Linked DNA regions of Mus musculus: region 1 is linked to region 2. The links are chromatin contacts, found by POLR2A ChIA-PET in ENCODE. All regions are on one chromosome and are shown on one strand. Each heading gives the region's core, a stretch centred on a gene start or an enhancer-like site at or near the end of the contact. The rest is flanking DNA. Distances are from core to core; before and after follow the strand shown.

The links. ChIA-PET counts read pairs that join two places held with the same protein, here RNA polymerase II (POLR2A).
Region 1: POLR2A ChIA-PET joins it to region 2 with 21 read pairs in embryonic stem cell. The contact joins the promoter of Mthfr here to the promoter of Nppb in region 2. POLR2A ChIA-PET finds 5 or more read pairs at or near these places in 4 of 5 experiments (Patski and embryonic stem cell).

Annotation. Positions count from the first base shown.
Region 1 is chr4:148,037,532-148,040,797 of GRCm38, forward strand. Mthfr (methylenetetrahydrofolate reductase) reads left to right here and starts at 1,546. Exons shown (of 12, transcript NM_010840.3): 1 at 1,546-1,601. Clcn6 (chloride channel, voltage-sensitive 6) reads right to left here and starts at 1,282. Exons shown (of 23, transcript NM_011929.3): 1 at 1,150-1,282; 2 at 383-442. The coding sequence starts at 1,236. RefSeq lists promoters at 996-1,634, 1,445-1,634, 1,887-3,266.
Region 2 is chr4:147,984,239-147,987,365 of GRCm38, forward strand. Nppb (natriuretic peptide type B) reads left to right here and starts at 1,662. Exons shown (of 3, transcript NM_008726.6): 1 at 1,662-1,863; 2 at 2,058-2,280; 3 at 2,724-2,967. The coding sequence starts at 1,738. The coding sequence ends at 2,740.

The sequences.
Region 1 (3,266 bases), core at 296-2,795, 53 kb after region 2:
GTGGCAAACTAAAAGGAACCACAACATGTGGCCCCACACTCTTCAAAGTTTCATATCTGAAACTGGAAACTATAATCCAGAATAGGGCAGAAGAGAGAGAGGCAAGGTCTCCTCACAGCTCACGAGAGAGACTGTTTTGAGCACTCACAGGGAAGAGCTTCGACCCTGGGTCCCTGGAAGGTTTAATGGCAAACACGCTCTATATCCAGGCAGAACTGGAATGCATCACCACCAGACTGTGGGACCAGGTTAAGGACTTGCTAGGCAGTCATCTCCCCCATTCCCTGAGGCAGAGGGTCAAAGAGCATCTCTGGTTGGAGGCCTGAAGCACTCAGTCCTCTCACTACACCAGTTACCCAGGACAGCATCTGGAACACCTCACCTCATAGTCTTTCCTTGGAAGAATCTCATCCTCTTCTTCCTGTGTCTCCCCAAGGATGGTCTAGAAAAACAGATTCACAGAATGGAGATCTTTTAATGGGTTAAGGGTACAAGGAGGGTAGTATTATTAAAATCGAAATTAGCTAGAGCCATCTTCAAAGAGGAACAATGTTTCAAAACCATGAGCTCTACATTTCTATTGATCGGCGAATTCTTTAAATCGTAATGCTCACCTTCAGGACACCTGAAAGATGTCTGATGGCAGCTTCGTTGGAGGAGAAAATTCGTGTTTCATTTGACAATAGACTGACTACGGAATCGGGGGGAATGAATCAATTCTGAGAACACAACTCAAGTTTTCCCAGCTTGCTTTGCACGGGGAAGCTGGATCACCAGTGACCCAGAAAGAGTGAAGGGTAGAGAATAAGAACAGGCCAGAGAAACTACACCAACGGCATGGGCGTCACGTCCCGCGCAAGGGCTCATTCTACAATGCTTGCTTCGTTCAAAACTCAAAGAGAATATGGACGGCATTAATTCAAGCTGGCCGAGGCCCTCCCTCGGAGTCCAGAGAGAGGTTATAGAACAGAACTCTGGCTGGGGCACGCGGAGGTAAGCTGGATGCTTCCCGAGCCCAGGCAGCGGTCTCCGGGCCCCACCCGCTGCCACCTGCAGGCGCGGTCCGGCGCGGCCCCACCCCCGGCAACGCCTCTTGTCATCCTGTCATCCCTCCGTAGCCACCCCTTCCCCAGCCAGGCAGCCGCTCACCAGCTCCTCGGGGGTGCGGCTCTCCCGTTCACCGCAGCAGCAACACCACCGGCAGCAGCAGCACACGGACCCCCTGCACCCCGCCATCTTCCTCCTTTGCTGCCGCTCCGGACCACCTAGGCCAACCCCCCTCCCACCCAGGATCCGCGCCTCACGTGACTGGCCCCGGGAGGGTCACGTGGCCCTCTCGAGCTCTGGGTCCGGAGACAGGGAGTGGCTGCAGACGGGTGGGGCGAGGGCTCGCGTCACATGACGCAGTACTTGGCTGGCTTCCCCTGAGACCTCTGGGCGCGGCCATGTTGGGGCGGGACTTCCGGCCGTCGTCTCGTCTCGTAGATGTGGCTTCCGCCTGCCGCTCGTCCTGTTTCCCTTAGCAACCGACAGCTCCGCCCCGCCTTCTTCGCCAGCCCTAGGGAGGTGGCACCCTCGCCGCCACCGATCTGACGCAAGAGGTAACGCAAAAGGCTTGGGACGCTGCGGATAGATTCGCAGAGTCGGGAACACACCACCGCAAGCTAGACCTGTGGGCAGGCGGTTAGGTGCTGGCCGGCCCTTTGCACGTGAAGGCTCCTTAGGGCCTATGAATACTCATGGAGGCTGTCACCCCAGCCCCACTACCTGCAGGAAGGTATCTCAAAGTTAAAGGAATCCTGGATCTGGGGCAGTGATCCAGACCCTGCAGCCTTCTGGGACCCGCATCCCCGCCACGGCCTGTGACCCATTGACCAGGTGACCCGATTACCATCCCTCAGGCCATGGTGGCTGCCTGCCATAGTGTCTGTCTGTCTAGCTCTCTCGCTCGCTCTCTGGGATTTTGTTTGGTTTGGTTTGGTTTTCGCGACAGATTCTCTGTGTAGCCCTAGCTGTTCTGAAACTCTCTGTAGATCAGGCCTCGAACTCCGAGATCCATTGCCTCCTGCGAGCTGAGATTAAATATGTGCGTTGTCATGCCTGGTTGCCATAGTCTCTTAAACCCATCTCCCTGACAGCATCTGGAAAGGAAGAGTGGACCGACCATTAGTTTCAACGCCCAGGTGTCCATAGCATCCTGCAGTTCACATGCATCTATCACAACTCTTCCGGGAGTGGTGGGCTCAGTGTTTGTCAGTCTTATTTAAATGATCAGTAGGTGGCAGCGAGGCATTTTGAGATTGGTGTGGAGGTCTTGGCAGTTTTGAGCCCAGTGAGTACTGCCTGTTTTACTACTCTGCCAGGCACTGGCGATGCCACGCCTGAGACTGGTCTTTCTGGTCCAGTCACAGGCAGGGGACTGGACAGTAGAAGGGTAAACAAATTTGTCGGTTCACAGGCTCATCCTTGTGTGATTTGGGAGCTCAACTAATAATGGATAGGGGGTGGGAACTGTTAGAAATGCTTAAACCGAGCCGGGTGTGATGGCGCACGCCTTTAATCCCAACACTCAGGAGGCAGAGGCAGGCGGATTTCTGAGTTTGAGGCCAGCCTGGTCTACAAAGTGAGTTCCAAGACATCCAGGGCTCTACAGAAAAACCCTGTCTCGAAAAACCAGAAAAAAAAACAAAAATGCTTAAACCTTGGAGCGGTTTGCTGTGCCTGAGTCAGCTCCTCCGGTTTTGTTCCAGCAGTGAAAACGAGGCATTTCCCTTGGGTGGAGGAGGAAGGCCTTTGAAGGCCTTTCTCACTCTCCATGAGAACCTGGCAGTTTTAGGTCAGAACAGAAGTGGGACAGATAGATTGGGAGTAACACTGGCACTAAGTCTGGAGTCCAGGAGGGGAAAGAGCAATGGATTTCTTCCGATTCTTGAAGCTGAGACCCAAAATGGTACACTGACTTAAGAGGTGGAAGTTTCTGGAAAGAAACAAACCTGACCTGGTTTCTCTGTTGCTCCACGTCACCACACAGATAGCCACTACTGTGCTGGCCCACTGCTGTGCAGTGGTAGTGTTTGCTTCTTTTCCAGACTAGACTGCAGTATGGCCCTGTGCCCTGTTGGAAGGGCGTATGTGGTAGACTGTGGTCACTGATCCTTTTGACTTAATTGGCGTGTTTAGGGAGAGCTGCTACCAGGGCAGGCACAGATGGAACAACCTTTGTTCAGAGTTGGACATAAATCCATCCCTACCCTCGGTGACTTCAG
Region 2 (3,127 bases), core at 412-2,911:
AGAGGAATTTACTGCTCTCTGCTTCCTGATTGTGGGTGTTACATTACCAATGGCTTCAAGCTCCTGCCACACACAAGCCAGATGACAGGAATGGTGATAGAGATGTGGATAGTGGCTATCTCAGAGGAGAGATAAGCTCTATCAGGAACTTGGCTGGGGGTCCTTTGTATGACCTGTTAGCCAAGAATCTGGCTTTATTCTGCCTGTGTCCTGAGAATTTACTGAAACTGGACGTGGGGGTGGTAGGCTAATTGGTTTCTCAGAGGGAAATTGTGTGAGAAGGATTAGGATTAGGAGACAAATTCATGTGCAAGGAGAAGGGTTGAGCTAAGAGTGGAGATGGAGGCATTCTCTGCCTCTCCTAAACAATTGCTTAGAAGAGAGTGTGTGTTTCCCTTGGGTCAGAACACAGAATCTCATGCAAACATGGGTCCGAGAGGCCCAGAAGCTTGCAGAAGAACCTAACAGCTTTCTCCAAATGTGACTGGTTCTGGACTCATGATCTTCTAACTATCCCCTTTCTCCATCTCTGCCTTAACCCACTGCCACTCCTGGTCATTGTCCTTGACCAACCTGACAGTTGTTAGCACAGATTCTGCAGAAGGGATAGAGACACTGGGCGCACACCTGGGTGTATATGCCTCAGCTTCACTTCCTCAGAGTCTCAATTCTCATCTGAGTGGGAGGCTGGGTGCGTTGTGTGAGGGAGACGTCACTGTTGGCCGATCAGCTAAGAGAGAGCTGGGGAGAGGCCTTTCCCACACGTCTGGAGTCTAGGCACACTTTCTCTTCCACTCATGGTGGGGGAGGAGACTTTGGCACCCAGAGATGATGCCCCAGATGGCATGGCTACGTGACCTCATCTTTGGGTCAGACTCAAAATTCTATCCTAATCAGCTCTTCTTGTTAAGGGTCAGAAAGGAGGGTTGGAATTCCAGAAGTTCCTTGTCATATCCCAGCTTTTAATCAGTTGACACTGGAGAGTGAGCATCCTCAAGCTGAAATCTTCACAAGTTTTTGAGGGGGGTTGTTGGAAGGTGGGTATCAAAACCATTGTGTGAGCCACATAGCTCCTTCTGGCCTGGAAATCGGTTGAGGAGAGAGCTTGAAAGTTGGTGTGAAGTACACGTGTGGCGATCAGAACCACGGACAGCTACCAGAGTACCCGGAAGTAGTGCAGTCCAGCTAGGTGCTGGGAAGCCAGGCCGGGCCTGGATTACAGGTTTGGAGGACACTCTCCCCGGGAGGCTGGTGATGGTGGGTGTTGTTTGGGAATGTTTTCCATGAGTCACGCCATAAGCCCCACACTCGCCACAGGCTGGGAAAGCTGGGGCTCTCCCCGCCATTTCCAATAGGGGTGGGGCAGGATGTCATAGGCCCTCAGGCTCTGCATGAAAGAAGGGAGCAGGAAGCAAGGACTGTTAGTGTGTTCCGCACACCCCCACCCTAGCCCAGCCCATTTCTATACAAGGCTTGCTCTCCACAGCCTCCACCCACAATGAATACTCCACACAGGCACAGAGGGGTGAATTCTCAGGTCCTGAGCTCAGCCGGCAGGAATGCAGCTGATAAATCAGAGATAACCCCACCCCTACTCCGTGAAAAGGTCTGGCCGGACACTCAGCCCCAGTATAAAAGGCAGAGGCACCGTTGTTGAAGACACCAGTGCACAAGCTGCTTGGGGAGGCGAGACAAGGGAGAACACGGCATCATTGCCTGGCCCATCGCTTCTGCGGCATGGATCTCCTGAAGGTGCTGTCCCAGATGATTCTGTTTCTGCTTTTCCTTTATCTGTCACCGCTGGGAGGTCACTCCTATCCTCTGGGAAGTCCTAGCCAGTCTCCAGAGCAATTCAAGATGCAGGTGAGCACTGAGGGTCTGCCTGAAGGGTTTGGGAAGCGGCAATGAAAAGACCTCGAGTCCTTTGGGAATTAGCCATGTGAGAGTCAGCAAACTGAAAGATTGGGCAGCATATCTCTTAACTGATGAGCACTATGGAAGGATGGGGGATTCAGGTGTGTGTGTTTCTGACGTCTGGGCTCCCCAATCCATCACAGAAGCTGCTGGAGCTGATAAGAGAAAAGTCGGAGGAAATGGCCCAGAGACAGCTCTTGAAGGACCAAGGCCTCACAAAAGAACACCCAAAAAGAGTCCTTCGGTCTCAAGGCAGCACCCTCCGGGTCCAGCAGAGACCTCAAAATTCCAAGGTGACACATATCTCAAGCTGCTTTGGGCACAAGATAGACCGGATCGGATCCGTCAGTCGTTTGGGCTGTAACGGTGAGCACCTACCTTGCCACTTCCCTGCAAAGCTGCACACCCATCCCATCCCCGTGCATGCTACCCTTAGAGGCCCCTAGGTTTGCTATCTGGCATACTCCTGCAGCCTGTCAGGAAATATCACATGGGTTCTGCATTACATTCTCACAGGTCAGCACCTACCTTCCATCAGAGGGGTCACACGCTCTGAGGGAGCAGACTGCCTGATGTCTAATCACCCCTTCACAAGGCAGAAAGAGTTCTGAGCATTTCCCCTCAGGCAAAGGGCATGCCCAACCCACTTTACAGGAGAAACAGAGGCCCTGTGAGATAGCTTTTTCCAGAGCCTTAAACTTCGACATCATCTGGGGACTGAAGATGGGGGTGTGGTGGTGGTGGGGGACTCGGCACCTGCTTCAGTTTCACTTCCGAGTGTGACATTGCCCTGTCTCTCCTCCCCACAGCACTGAAGTTGTTGTAGGAAGACCTCCTGGCTGCAGGAGACTCCAGTTTCTGACTCTGCCTGGGTCTCTTTCCCCAGCTCTGGGACCACCTTTGAAGTGATCCTATTTATTTATTTATTTATATTTATTTTTATTTTTATTTTTTAATTTATTTTGTTGTTTTTCTACAAGACTGTTTCTTATCTTGGAGCACAAACTTGCCACAACATAATAAACATAGCGTATTTCCTGCTTTTGAAAAGGATTTGTGTCCGTGAGTTTCAATCTATCTCTTAGCTCTTTTACTTTGCTTTTGTTTATTTTGGTTTAAGATAGACCTGGCTGTCCTCAAACTCGCAGAGATCCACCTGCCTCTCCCACCAGAGTGCAGGGATCAAGGGCATGTACCACGGCTGCCCAGCTGG